Linked DNA regions of Homo sapiens: region 1 is linked to region 2. A link is an interaction called in ENCODE POLR2A ChIA-PET data of the cell type or tissue named here. Cell type or tissue: IMR-90. All regions are shown on one strand. Links, peaks and the distances in the headings refer to the core of each region. The heading gives the core; the rest is flanking DNA.

Evidence for each region. Peaks named below come from ENCODE experiments on the same cell type or tissue, not always from the same donor. Only the 100,000 strongest peaks of a DNase experiment are listed, where the experiment ranks them.
Region 1: POLR2A ChIA-PET joins it to region 2 with 9 read pairs; 3 of 35 experiments call an interaction of 5 or more read pairs at or near these places.

The regions. Positions count from the first base shown.
Region 1 is chr12:29,765,302-29,773,123 of GRCh38, forward strand. It overlaps TMTC1 (transmembrane O-mannosyltransferase targeting cadherins 1), which reads right to left. Exons shown (of 18, transcript NM_001193451.2): 2 at 2,597-2,774. Among named protein-coding and RNA genes, the nearest start is that of TMTC1, 15 kb to the right of the region's middle. In IMR-90, for the core only: no CTCF peak of the experiment used is centred there; a DNase peak (open chromatin) is centred at 4,030; H3K27ac peaks cover 777 bases.
Region 2 is chr12:29,601,037-29,608,858 of GRCh38, forward strand. It overlaps TMTC1 (transmembrane O-mannosyltransferase targeting cadherins 1), which reads right to left. Exons shown (of 18, transcript NM_001193451.2): 7 at 3,142-3,263. Among named protein-coding and RNA genes, the nearest start is that of OVCH1, 110 kb to the left of the region's middle. In IMR-90, for the core only: no CTCF peak of the experiment used is centred there; no DNase peak of the experiment used is centred there.

The sequences.
Region 1 (7,822 bases), core at 1,416-6,415, 160 kb after region 2:
ATGTTCCTGTATTAAATTTACCAAATGTCATTTGAACACTACAGCAACTTGAAGCTCATCATCTTCCATTTACCTAAACATGAATAGGCTCTTCTTTAATTGGTAGACACTTCATACCCTTTCTCCTTGAACTCATACTTTCATTGTATTTCCCCCTCATTTTTGTAAATTACATAGTTATGCTTAAAACTATTGTATTTATCATCCTTCTCCCTATAATAAAAAATATACAATTAAATCTATATTTCAAATTTCTTTTGACCATAAGCCTCTAAGTGTTAAAATTTAAATTTTGTATTACTATTCCAATTATTAATTCACAGATACTTGATATATCATAAATAAAACAGAAAATGATAAATAATTAATAAATATAAAAAATCACCTCTTAATAATCTAGGTATAACAGATTTATTTTCAGTAAGTTCAGTTGTCTGTGGCTGAATCTTACCTTTTGTTAGACTATGACAGCAGGTACCAACTATTCCTAGCTTTCATCTTCATAGGATGTTCACATAAATAAGTGAAAATGGAAGTAGACCTGTTACAGCAATGACTTTATTCTTTGAACTCCAAGTTATTGGCAAATATCACATAATGATCTATCACCTTACATAATTTTTAATGATCTACCAACAGACAGTGCAATCAAGTCCTCCTTTAATTTGGTTGAAAGCAAAGAATTTAAACATAGCCATCATTAGAGTTACCTGTCATTACAGTCATTTACTGTCACAATTTCTTTTAAGTACAGCAGAAAAGCTTTACTGAGACTCACCAAAGGACTATTACTTATGCCTCATACTCATCCACTTAAAGGCACCTTGCTCAGTCTAAAATACTCACAAAGAGTTGGGAAAATGACCTTTCACAGTGTAATTTTTTTATAAAGTGATCTTTCTTCATCACCCAATCAAAATATATTTTTGTCAAAACTTTGAGCTTACAGATTTAGAATTTTGTTGGTGGAAAATGCCCATCGTAGAGCCTAACTGGCAAACCAGTCCTCATCATCAAACCAACTGGTCAGATCAGACTTCTTGTGTCCATTCAAATAAACATACTATTATGCATCCCCATGACAACTATGTCACTTCTGAATTTAGAACAGCAACACAGGCCACCATACCTTACTTCTAAGGCCATGTTATATTCTTCATAGAGATACGTGTTAGACAGGGAGAGATGTGAAGCCCTCCTTTGGGTTTGTGATGCCTTAATTGGAGAATGCCTTGCTGACACTGATATATCAGACTATTCCTTTGTAAGGTACCTCAGAGGCTTGTACACCTGGGGCATAGTAAGATGCTGGTGTACACAAGGTATTCCTTAACTTTGTTAAAATGAGCAGAGGGCAACTGAGAAATGGAGGAGGGAGAAGGAAACCACCATGACATCTTTACTGCAGGTGTGTACTCAGGCAGATCAGCTTCAGGGAAGCGTCCAAAGAGATGCAAGCTGAAACTCTGGAAAAGAGTCTTGTAAAACTGTGGTGCCCATGGACCTCTCATCAAGTTTTCATCTACCCCTAGCCATGCACATCAAACAAACCAGTTGTATTTACTGAGCTGGGAAACAAAGCAGCTTAAAAATGCCATCTGATTCATGGAATGATTAAATAAATATTTTAAAAAGGGCCATAGCTATCAATACTTTTTTTTTTTTTGAGATAGAGTCTCACTCTGTTGCCCAGGCTGGAGTACAATGGTGCAATCTTGGCTCACTGCAACCTCCACCTCCTGGGTTCAAGTGATTCTCCTGCCTCAGCCTCCCAAGTAGCTGGAATTACAGGCACCCGCCACTGCACCTGGCTAAGTTTTTTTGTAATTTTAGTAGACATGGGGATTCACCACATTGGCCAGGCTGGTCTTGAACTTCTGACTTCAAGTGATCTGCCTGTCTCAGCCTCCCAAAGTGCTGGGATTACAGGCGTGAGCCACCACACCCAGCCAATACTTTTTAAATAAATTTTTCATCACCCACACAATAACTACCCTTCCTATTAAGTAACTTGGGAAACAGTATGTAAGGCTCCTAAGTCTGTCTTTCTAACTTGAAGAATGTCAGTCTAATTTTTTATAGTTCTTCCCCAGCACTTACAGTTCTGCGTAATAAACATTATAAAATATAGCAGGGTGAGAAAAGATAAAATACAAATGTGGAGCAGGAACAATGACTCAGCATGGTAAGTGTCTCGAATGGCCCTTGCTGCTTAAAACACATTAGGACTTAAATTATCTGCAAATACAAAACTGAACAAACTGTGGCCATTCATTACTACCCGTAATAATAACAGCAGTTATTTAGAAAAGCAGTTAAATCCAGGAGGTGCAAGAAAACCAATTTGAACATTCAAAAGGAAAAGTTGTCAACCAAAATGCTTTATATATAAACATAAACACTTTAATAGAGTGAACTCATATGTTTTTGAAAAGGAAAAAAGATCAGCTTAGTTTACATGTATATATCTATATACACACACATATCTACATATACACACATATTTACATGTATATATATGTGTGTGTATACACGTATACACGTATACATACACACATTCATATTCGTTATTTCACTGAGATCCAATTACACTTACCGCCTCAGTATGAATAGGATGTACAGCAAAAAGCAATGCCGTTACAAAAGCAAGTCCACGATTCTTGAAGACAGTTTTATCACAGGTGTACATCAGCACAAGAGTCACTAAGCAGTGTAAAATTATATTTACTGCATGAAAGTAGAATGGGTTCATACCAGTCAAAAATATGTTTAGCCTGTAAAACAAAAGAAAAAAGAAAAAAACTGCATTAGCTACAAACTCAACATAAACACAAGGAACACAGACGGAATCCATCATTTAAAAAGATAAGCTATTAGATTAATGATTTTTAAATGATTCCCAACATTGGGTTATTTTTTAGCCTTGGGTATGTATCACATTTTTCCTATTTCAGAATTGTCCCATGTGCAGAAATCCATGCATATACAATACAATATTATTTCAGGGAACTTTGGTCTCACTGAGAAGGCAAGCAAACAGGTGCTGAGCCTGTTTTTCCATCACTCCATGGCTAATGCAAATATGCCCCCTTAATATTCTTATTTTCACTGCTGGCTCTTCCCAAGCAACTGAGTGTTGAAAGGGAAGTCCAAAGGGCCATGGGTCAGAGCCACATACACCGGAGATGAACAGAAACCATGAAACTACGATTATAGTCACAGTTGGGACAAATGAAGCATGAATGTGTTCTCTCACCCATGGTGCCACCAGGAACCAGGTTTCTAGATTATGCAGCTGGAAGCATCACCTAATTACCACCCCACAAAGGAAGCTTTAGGGAACCTACAGGCTATTACCAGCTGCAGCTGAAATGAAAAGATGAGCAAAAGCATCATGTTCCACAATGTGTATTAAATGTTTTTAACATAAATTCCCACAGATCTCAGTACCTGATTTCTAAGACTGTGACAAAGCAATTAAAAGAGAACCACAAAGGGAAAGAAAACCAATTGCTCAACATCTTAAAAAAATACTTTCATGAGACAGAAATGCAGAATAGACAGACTTCTGAAGGTTGCCTTAAATTTAATAACAGGACATAATACACCCAATTGATTCTGTGGGGTTACAGAAAAAATACACTTGCACAAGGTATGGTTCTTTCCAGGGAGCACTGATACCCTAAGTGGTGCTGCCTACAGTTGTCTGTATTCTAGTCAATTTTACCAAAACAGCAATCCCAGGTCTTCAATTCTCAGGCCTTTGATCTGCTTCTCTTATAGAAACAGCTCTTCTTTGCCAAAACAACTAAGAATGAAAAAGTCAGCTTTAGAGATGACATACGCGTATTCTAAATAATTGACGTAATTCATGCACAGCTTTAACCTACAGAATTTTAAACATCTCAAGATTTATTTGGACATATGAATGCAAATGTCATAGTTACTAATAAACTCCATTTTCACTCCCACTGAAGTAATCAGAGTCTTAACTAAGCCTAGAAAACTAAATTGTTGAATTGGATCCAACTCCAGGGCTCTGATGCAAGATTTGACTCAGCTGTATGTTGGCAGACTCATGAGTCTGCACACACCCCAGCATCCTCAATACAGGAGCCTGGTGGGAAATTGCCCATCCAGAGGGAAAAAGGAATAGGCAGTGAACTAGAGAACTCATAGGTCCAACAAAGCGGGGAGACCAGCATGCCATTCCTGTATAGAAACACACACGAGGCAGCAGAGCTGCTTGAAGTCAGAAAGCTTGGGATGGGATAATTGTTAAGGAAGGTCAAGACCAAGTCCAGGTCCTTGGAGAACTTGGATGCAGTTCCCTAAGAGTCCACCCCTCTGAGACTGATTTTACACTGCATTCCACTTCAGCAGGCTGAGCTTTCCACACTAAACCATTCATTTAAAATTCATTCACACCACTGACAAGGATGAGAGAAAACAGGCAATCTCACATCTGATCGGTAGGTGTCCAAGTTGGAAGGTCTCTTGGTTGGCAACATGCATTGGAGGCTTTAAAAGGTATGCACTTTTGACTGAAAATTCCACTTCCAGGAATTTTCCATAAAGAAGTAACAAGAAAAGTTTGTATAAAATATATATAAACTATATATACATAAGTATATATACAAATACATACATATGTACATATACATATAAAAGATGTTAGAGTGAATGTACAAGAATGCATCTCACAGTGTAAATGGTAAAAATGGCAATAGTGAGAAAGGCAAGACATCTAACAAGCCAAATCCTTGATAAATTTGACTACTCCCATGGATCCTAAAATTTAGATAATAAATTTGGATCACAAATAATAGCACCATTTCTTTAAAAAGAAAAAAAAAGGCTTATTTTTGCAAAGTATTTATTATTCAACCATTCAAAAACTGAAAAGCATCATTAAAGATGGCATTATTACTATGTTACCTATACTCTTATCAGGTATTTAACATATATTCCTTTCTCCTTCCAAAAACAGTATAAAATGGTAGGCATGAATCACCTTTGTGGTTCATATGTGTCATATCTGAAAATGTCCAAGCGTTATCCATGTTATTTCTTGAACTTAGTCAAAATCTGAAAAAATACTTCTGTAAGACAGACATGCAGAATAGAGAGACTTCTGACGGTTGGCTTAAATTTAATAACAGGCCCTAATGCACCTAATTCCATCTGTGGGGTTATAGAAAAAACACGCTTGCACAAGATATCGTTCATGCATCAGAAGCTTAAAAACGTACACACAAGAATGCCTGGTGTATGAAGTGAATTCAATTAGATCCCAAAATATAAAATAAATTGCTGAATGAGGAGTCCCCGCAGTAATGACATAATGCTGTGAAAGTCCCTTACCTGGAACCTAACATTGGTGAATCTAAGCTTTAAGAAATCACCCTGAATCTGGAGTTAGGAATATTTTTAAAATATCTAAAAAGATGGAGAGTGAATTCTCCAAATTACAGACAAGTAAGCTTGAGACAAAATGCTAACGAAAGCTTCTAGCGTATTCTACGTGTGATCACAGAGAAAAGAAGTTCTGATTCTGGGAGATAATATGGGTTCACAAAAAGGGGGTTCACTGATTAACCTCATAATTTAATAGAAAAGGGGATGTGATGCATGCATCACATCTTTATTTTAACAAAGGCGTTTATCAAAATCTCTCAAAATCTCCCTGCAAACAAGACAGCCTAAGATAGATTTGTAGCAAACACCAAGAGTAGTGAATAATAAATCAATGTCTCCTTGGACTGAGATCTCCAGTGTATGTCACAGGGTTCTGATATTACCTCTGTTCTGTCCAATATTTTTATCAAAGGTTTAATGAAACTATACAGTGTATACTTATCAAGATACAAAATGCCTTTATCTGGAAAGGAGAATTAATGTACCAGAAGAACTAACTGACATTCACAAAGAGTTTAAATGGCTGAAATTGTTAGCTAATTCTAACAGGATTAGACGGAATAGTGGTAAGAATAAAGGCTCACATGGGGATATAAAAGACAACAAAATACTTGCAATCTAGATTAAAACTGTACATAGGTCATTGCCCTATGTACACAGAGTTAACGTGTGTCAGTTATCAAAACAGACCAAACCAGACAGACAGGGAACTGCACAAATCAAACAATTTTTCATTTCAATTTACACAATCAGGTATTTATTAAGCACATACTACATGTCAGATATGATTCAGGGCCCAGAGATACAAAGAGAAGTAAGACGTGGCATCTGTTCCCAAAGAGTTAACAGCATAGTAGGAGCAGGCAAGGTAATTAAACAGCGAATTAAATGTTAAGGAATTCTGGCAGTGGGAGAACTTACCAGGTGCAGACATGGGGAAGAGGGAGGTATTCTACCTGAGGATGGGAGAGGCAAGATAGGTGGTATCCAAAGTGGGGCAGCAGACAGTCAGAGGACTTTTTAAACACAGAGCACCTTCACAGGAGAACTTCAGGATGCTAAGGGGGGAGGGAAGACCCTCAGAAATGATGCCTCTTGAATGTAGCTTTGAGGAAATGGAAGATGCTCAGCCTAGAGAAAGATGACAGAAATAATGCCAAGTTCTCCAGGGGAAAAGATCTTTGCCATATTTATGGCTACATCCACAGTGTCTAGCACAATGCCTCATTCATGATTATCATACAATAGGCATTCAGATGAATGAATAAACATGAATGGATGAATGAAAAGCAATACTAAAGGAATGCATTTATTCTAAGTAGCTCCCTAAGGGGAAACTACAATCCAATAAAGATGTTGCAAACTGTCTTCCCAAAGGCTAGGTTTAGCCTGCAGGTTGTTCTGTTTTACTTTCATACTTCTTTTTTATTTATCAGGGTTTTAAAAACTGGTGGCTTCATATAAAAATTTCCAGCTTCTCTTGAAATATTAGAAGACCTGACAACTCTGGGCCTACACGGCTGCATGGAAATATCTGTGTGCCCATCTCGAGAGGACAAGGGCTCACAATTTGCCATAGTCTCTACCAATTCCTATCATATTCCTAACCTGAAGGCATTCATTTATCATTATGCACACAATTTTTTTTTGTGTACGGTAAAGAGGAAAGTGAAATATTTCTTGAGCCTGCATGACTATCACACATGGGCAATAAGACAGTCAAAATGACTGCTTGAAGAAAAATGGGAGAAAGCATATTTCTGGAAGAGGAGAATATTCCCATGTACCTGAAATGCAAAGTATTACAACATAACCTCACATCCAGCTCACTTCACTCACTCTAAGATCAGCCTGACCCTTTTAGCAATTTTCAACTTTTAATATGCAAAGTACTGAGAGGCAGGCTTCAGCTCAAAGTAGGAGGTAACACTGAAGCTAGTACACATTTAAAGATTTAAAATTATATCAGTTGCTTGGATAACCAGAAATGTCCACAAAGAAGTATAATGACAACCCACATGAAATACCATCTAAAAAGAACATCTCAGGTTCTATATCACCCTGAATGTACCCCTTTGAAAGTATTTAACCAATTTTTTAAAAAACTCATTAACTATATTCCTCAAACGTTTTTCATACACTATAGGAAACTAATTTCTTTTTGTCATTGTATCCATCTCACTCAGCATACAATAGATTCTAAATGAAAATTTACTGAACTTACATTAAGTTGCAATTGGAAAAGATCATCTTTCCCTTTGACTTCAAGAATCTCTCATTTTATTTGGTGTAGCCTTCATTCTTCATTTAAAACTAGGCCAAGCAGTAGGAAATAAAATAATATTTTTGGAAATAATCTTAATAGCCATCTCTCACTATCTGAAAACCTTCCAGAGTTCCACAA
Region 2 (7,822 bases), core at 1,947-6,946:
GCACTTGCTGTTGGTAATATTGATGCTTTCTTTTCAGTACTTTTATTTTAACCCAAATCAGCCTATTCCTAGAGGAAAAAGGGCATTTTATTCCTAGGAAAAAATAAACTGGAGTCATAGAAAGGTTTATTTAAGATATGGCAGCATGGGAAAAGCCGGAGCTGGCATGATTCTGGGGGTTGGAGGATATACCTGCCCGGGCAAGATGAACCTCTTACAATAAGATACCCCACAAAGGGTTGGCGACAATACTATGAGCTTCCGTAACATTTACCTAAGGTCTCTTTCAGAAGAATCAAATTTAAATGTCTAGTTAAAAATTCCAGCCCTTCACTCTGCCTTTATTTCCTCACAAATTATTCTCCTGTATCTAAACTAGATGACACTTTGCTGAGCTTACAAATCTTTGTCACCCAGAACCCCCAGCTCCTGAAGAACTAGATATTAGGGCTCTTAGAAGCTTGATCACCACATGAGTTGAGCCGAAAGTCCATTACTATGTGTAGATTTTCTTCTTATTTTGTAATTGAGAAGAATACTAAGATGTTCCTATCAGGGAAGCAATATAGTCTGGAAGGTAAGAGATCTGTAGTAGACAGGGATGTGTTTTCCAGCTCTGCCACTCACCAGCTATACCGCTTGGGGCAAGTTAACCAACCTCTCAGAGCCCAGGTTTTATTTTTGTAAAATAGCAATAATGTTATCAGCTACCTCAGGGAACTGATATCACAATAAAAATACTTAGTATTTATTGACCATATATAATGCAAAACACTTTCTAAGTTTTATATATAATCATCTCTTTTTTTTTTTTTTTTTTAGACGGAGTCTTGCAGTCTCCCAGGCTGGAGTGCAGTGGCGCGATCTCAGCTCACTGCAAGTTCCGCCTCCCGGGTTCACACCATTCTCCTTCCTCAGCCTCCAGAGTAGCTAGGACTACAGGCGCCCGCCACCGTGCCTGGCTAATTTTTGTATTTTTAGTAAAGACGGGGTTTCACTGTGTTAGCGAGGATGGTTTCGATCTCCTGACCTCGTGATCTGCCCGCCTCGGCCTCCCAAAGTGCTGAGATTACAGGCTTGAGCCACCGCGCCTGGCATCTCATGTTTTTAAATTTATTTTTTCTGAGACAGGGTCTGGTTCTGTCACCCAGGCTGGAGTGCAGGGGCACGATCATGGTTCACTGCATCCTCAACCTTCCGGGCTCAAGAGATCCCCCACCTTAGTCTCCTGAGTAGCTGGGACCACAAGTGCATCCCACAACATCTGGCTAAGTTTTTGTTATTTTCTGTAGAGGCAGGGTCTCACCATGTTGCCCAGGCTGGCCTCAAACTCCTGGGTTCAAGTGATATACATGCATCAGCCTCCCAAAGTGCTGGGGCATGAGCCACTGCACCTGGCCCTATAACGGTTTCATTTAATGATCACAATATGTCATTGAGTTGGGTGCTATTACTATTTCCATTTTATGCAGATGAGAAAACAAGCTTAGAGGAATCACGATCATGTTTAAGCCAGAGTTTGAATGCAGGCCCTCTGACTTCAGGGGCAGGCTGTGACCCACTACTACAGTGTGAATTACTTGACATAAAGAATATAACATGCTTATAATAGTAAGTGAAATATAATAAAAATGCAATAAAATTTTGATGCAATTAATGACAAAATAGCATTAATGAATACAATAGTATTTATAAAATATTAGGACCTATTAAACGCTTAATATGAGAGATTCCATTTTGTTAATTGGCAGTTAACTCTTTGAGGGCAGACACTGAGATTCACTTACTTGTGTAGCACTAGATTTTAGTAGAGCATTTATGGCAGAGGGGCTCTATGAATATCTATCAAATGAAGAATGATTCCATTGGAATCATCAGTACTACAAAGAAAAGCTAAGATATATTCAACTGGTCTAAGCAAAAACATATTTAGAACACAGATTGATGCCACTTTTTGGTCTTCTATACTACAGGTGTATTCCCTATTATTGGCAAGCCTTCACAAGACTCTTACCTTAAACCACGTAGAATATAAAGAATTGTGTTGTATTTCTGTCCTTATTGAATAGTATTTATCAAGCACTCATCTCCTTCCCAAATTGGGCTGAAGACACAGTAAACAATTAAGGGCTGCTTTCCCCTTAACCAAGTCAAAACCACATGCTGCAAAGTGTTAAGAAAGCTATTAGGTATTTGGTTTGAAGGAATCAAAGATTATGAAATTCACTTCTAATTATAAGTGTTTTAAAATTTCTAGTACAATATCATAAATAAAAAACACTCATTTCCTCCTAACATTTTGGTTTATGATACTGCCTTTTAGGAAAGTTCATACTTATAGAAGAAGAATGAACTTTCCTAAAAGGCAGTATCATAGTCCAAAGTGTTAATTTTAGCGAGTTTACTAAAATCTCTATTGTAAAAATGAGAAAATCTGGGGGCAAAAAAAGCTTTGTGTCTTGTTCAAGGTCAGTCAACCAATAAATGGCAGAACCAAGACTTGGTTTCCTGATTCAGTGACATTTTCAAGCATCTGAAAAGAAAAGTGGCCTTGGAACAATGACATTGGAATAAGACAAGAGAACAGACAAGCTTCAGCACAGTTCAAACATTCAGAGCTAAGTGGCATTATGTAATCACACACATTTGAATGTCTTTTCTAGTTTTTAAATCATTGTTCTTTTCCCAAGGACAAATTTTCTTGAGATTGCTTCCATTTTTAAATTGAAGAAAAAAGAACGAACAAAAGAAGTTAATTACAATCATGCTACTGAACATAATACTTTTATGCAAGTCAAAAAACATTTCTAGAAAAGTATTATAATTCTGTTTAATAACACCCATTTAGACATAGATGTAGTGATAAATGATTACTACTAAAATCCTGAATATACTCAAGTTAATATTTCACATTTAAACTATAAAGTTTGCAACTGAAGGTAAACCACTGTAAACAAGAGTACATGTGTGGACATTTGCTCTCATCCAACCTTCTGTGTGGCTGTTTTTAAAGCTGAAATAATAATATCCCTTGTCCCATGAGGATCTAATGGTCTACACACAGAAGACTGTCTCTCTGGAACTATCAATGTTGGTGACAGAGGGCAGGTCTTGTAGGAGGAAGTCACGTGCAATAGTTACCTAGGCATGTAAAGGACTCTCTCCGCCACCACAAAACCCACCCTGAAGAAGAGGTTGCTGGCTGGAATGAACGGGAACACCAGGAACAACAAGCCGACTAAAACCTCCTTGTGCTCCAGTCTCTGAAACACACAATAGTGAAGGAAACATTAACTTCTGTTGAATTCCACTTCAGGCAGCATTTAACCATCTCCTTCACTTTCAGGTTCTCAATGAAGAAATGAATAAATTAGACCAATATAAACCTTTTGACCGGCGTGCTGAATTTAACAGAGAAAGCTGACGGGCTAAAATGGCTGGCATGTCAAAACATACACATGTACCCTGACACACATTTGCCACCCAGAAACATGGATATTGGCCCACTACAGTCAGTGACCGCTACCTGTTGTTTAGGGCTGGATTTACAGCAACCCTGCTTCTTGGTTCTGGCTCCGTTCAGAATCCCTGTCTTTCCAGACACCCCATTCTCAAAGAGCAAAGCAACTGGCTAAAATCAAATGCAGTAAGGCACTGCAGAGAATTTAATTATATCTTCCCAAAATATAATGTATTTTCTTTAAAAAATTCACCAGGAGAAGCAAAGTTTAACATCAAGAAAATCAAATACTAATGATAAAATTTGGGATGCCAATGGAGAGAGAATCATTTGAATTGAAGCATACCTTCACACCTCTCAAATTAGGCTGGCAAGCGAGTATTTACTCCATTGATTTTTTGAATAAAAAATCGTTATAATAATTCATTAAATTGACAAAGAACCTCCTCTGTTATTATATATCTTTATTTGCAAAGATTTTTATGTCACTTATAATTAACAGAAAAAAACTTCTGTTTATTACTGATAATATGTTGCAATGACATTGTAAAAACTCATTTGTATTTCCATGTGTATTTATGGTATAGACACATTTGAAGAGAGTTATATTTAAAACAAAACTTAATGTACTGGAGAATATGTATTTTTTAAGTTTAAGAAAAAAACCAAATAGACTGTCCATATTTCAACTTTTAATGTTTCCTTTAAACATTTTAAAGTCTATTATTTTTAATAATTGGAAAAGAATAAGTAAAAGAATTTCATAAATGTAAATAAAACTCCCTAATAAAAGCTACAAATACTTTAACTATACAAAGTATAACGATTTTAAACATCTTGGGATACTTGTCACCTTGATGTTATTAAAATATTTGTTTTACGGACTAAAATATATAGGGTAATACAATTTCTGAGAGTGATTCCATATGATTTGGACAGTTGCCCTTAAATAATTAATGGATCTATAAGTAATGATCTCATTTTGACCTAAAGGAACCAGAATTTAAAGGAAGAAAAAAATAGATTATGTAACAAGCCTTCAACTCATGATCTACCAAAACTGACCAAAAAGGGTAAAAAAAAAAAAAAAAAAAAAGAACAAATTCATTTTATTTAAAAGCTGCAAGCTATCTTTTTAATTTAGACTATACTTTGGGTTTAGAAAGTACATTTCAATTTGAGAATTTAAACTGTATAGTTTATTTATTTGTTTAAATTTAAATTTTTATTTTCAATTTGGGGTACATGCGCAGGTTTACTACAAGGGTATATTGTGTGATGCTGAGGCTTGGGCTTCTATTGTTTCTGCCACCCAGAGAGTGAAAATCGTACCCAATAGCAAGTTTTTCAGCCCTTGCCTCCCTTTCCCCTCCCTCCTTTCAGAGTCTCCAATGTCTATTGTTCCCGTCTTTACGTCTGTGTGTACCCAAGGTTTAGCTCCCACTTATAAGTGAGAATATGTGGTATTTGGTTTTCTGTTTCTGTGTTAATTCGCTCAGGATAATGGCCTTTAACAGCCTCCATGTTGCAGCAAAAGACATGATTTTGTTCTTTCTTATGGCTGCTTAGTATTTCATGGTGTATATGTACTACAATTTCCTTATCCAATCCACTGTTGACGAGTATCTAGGCTGATTCCATGTCTTTGCTATTGTGAAAAGTGCTGTGATAAACACATAAGTGCAGGCATCTTTTTGGTAGAATGATTTTCCTTTGGGCATACACCCAGTAGTGGGATTGCTGGGTTGAATGGTAGTTCTATTTTTTAATTCAATGAAAAATCTCCAAACTTATTTCTGCAGTGGCTGAACTAATTTGCATTCCCACCAACACTATATAAGCATTACCTTCAAGTACATAATTTTAAAAAATCTTCACAAGAATCCTGTATATCAAGAGCAAGTATTTCTTCTTACAATTGAAAACAGACCCCAAATAAAGAGTGTCTTGTCAAATGTTCCTCATTCACTCTGAGCTTATTATTGGGTAGTAAGTTGCTATTCCCTTTTTATAGGTGCACTTTTATAGAGATAGTTGATTACTTCTTTTCATGCTTCGAAAGCTAAAATACTTTTTTACAAAATTATTCACGTCTTCCCAAAGAAGTTTCTAAAGAGAATGTAATACACCCTAGTAATTCATCCTAAGAATTAAGAATTAAGAGTGCAGGTATAAACAGAACAATGATCAGGCTGTTATCCATGTCCCTAGATACTGTTTTACCCAATGAGCCACCCCACGGCCCCTCATCAAGGTTATTGGGAAAGAGCCCTCACTGGGAATCTGAAAGAGGCTTCTCTCTATATCCCCAGCATCACACGTTCTTACCCTTCCAACGCACCTTCCTCACTACGGTGGGTGTTCACTTTCTTTTTTTTTTGAGACTGAATCTGGCTCTGTCACCCAGGCTGGACCAGGTTGGGAGGTGCCTTCATCTCAGTGGTGGGTGTCAGTTGGGAGCACAGCCAACCTTCCTGCCCCCCCCCCTCACTCACGGACACCCGTAGTGAGCAGGATGCCCATGGCACTGATTGCTGTTGGGGATGCGGAGATGGGGGGAGAGTCAAGGAGCGATCAGCCTCCCCCAGAAATCTGATGTGCACATGGAAAAGCCACAGGGCTGCGTGTTCATCTGTTCCTCCACCAGTTTCTTCAGACACCAGCACAGTCTTTATTTCCTTCATGACATCACTCTAGTTGTAATTACGTGTGTATCTGGGTGTTTACTGCCTTTATTGTCTGTCTGCCTCACTAGAATGTGAGCTCCATGAGCACAGAGTGCTCCTGACTTGTGTTCACTGGTGAACGACTTTTGCTTAGCTCAGTGCCCGGTGTGAATATTTGCTGAATAAATCAATTAAGTGAATAAATGTATCAGGCAGGATACAGAGGAAAAAACTGGGTAGAAGAAGGGGAGCAGGCAGAGAGGGCTTTTTGGTGGAGGTGACATCTGGGCTTGAAATATCAATAAACGTTTACAAGGAAGACAAATTTGGGAATGAGGGGTGGTCACAGCTAGGCACATTCTTGGGAGAAGATATGGAATGTACAAAGCAGGCAATAAGACTAGTCATGTCAGCAAGTGGATAATGAGCGTTTTGCACACTTTGCTATGGAACTGACCTTCACCTAATGGCAGTGACTAAAGGGTCCCTTATGCATAGAAAGAAACGTGAGTGAGTGTTCAGGGTCCACATCCAGACTCAGGTAGTGACCCTGCCACCGATACACCATTGGTACTTGGACAGGCAATATTATCCCTTCCATCCTCAAGGTGCCTCAACTATAAAAGGAGGCAAGTATGCCTGAGCGTTGAATGTAGTTGGGTCATTACAAAGATTTCTTGAAAACCTGAAGTCCATTTTTTGGGCGTTGTGAGCTATGAGCTTACACACAGCCCGCCACCCTACATTGCTAATCTTGTGGGGTGTTTTCCTTTGTTTTTAAAACAGGAAATGGAAGACAGTGGCACAGTGCCCAAACTCAATAAAGTTTCATTGTTTTATTTCATTTTGAGAAAATTAATACTCATGAAAAAATTTCTATTTTCAAATTAAATGGATGACAATACGCTTTGTCTTTCCTCATCCCCATTCAGTCAAGAGAGATTAAAAATATTCAAGAACAACATACTTATTTGAAAAACATATCAATCTGCCAAGCAGAGACTTGTAAAGTTGGGAAAAAAAGTGCATCATGGACATGGCTAAATTTTCTAGAATGAGACAGACTAGGAGGGAACCCGATTCTGTATCCTGTGGATCACTGATGTGACAAAATTGGCTAAATAATTTATAGCTTCTTTTAGCCTAGTAGATTCAATAATACCCTAACAAAATATGAGGAGAAAAAAGAGGAAATTCATGGTATTTTCCAAAGTACACATGGTCATTCATTTTTAGGACAAAGAACGAATGGAAATTCACTTATTCCCAAAGACAGCAGGGAGAGAAGAGATATGAGAACTAAGACAGCTAATAACACAGCCATTATAATACATGACATTTGATTAACTGCAACTTCAGACAAAATAATTTACTTCTCTGAGCTTTAATTTGGTGATCAACTAGACAAAAGAAAAGGAATTGATACCTATATACCTGTTATATCTGTAGGAAAAATGTGTGATAGATTCGCTATTATAGGTGTTAGGTTTGATTTTTCTTTTCTGGTTGGGAAGAAGAGAGAAAAGCATCCCCCTGAGCTGCAAAGAGGTGAAAATCCTGTCTTAACACCCAGACGGGGGTGCTGAGAGGGTCGCTCAGTCACCATCGGCACAAATACACATCAGGCCAAGCAGCTAAGGGAAGAGCAGGGCTTTTCTCAGAGCCGTAAATTGCCTCAGAGGAAATCCAGCTCCTG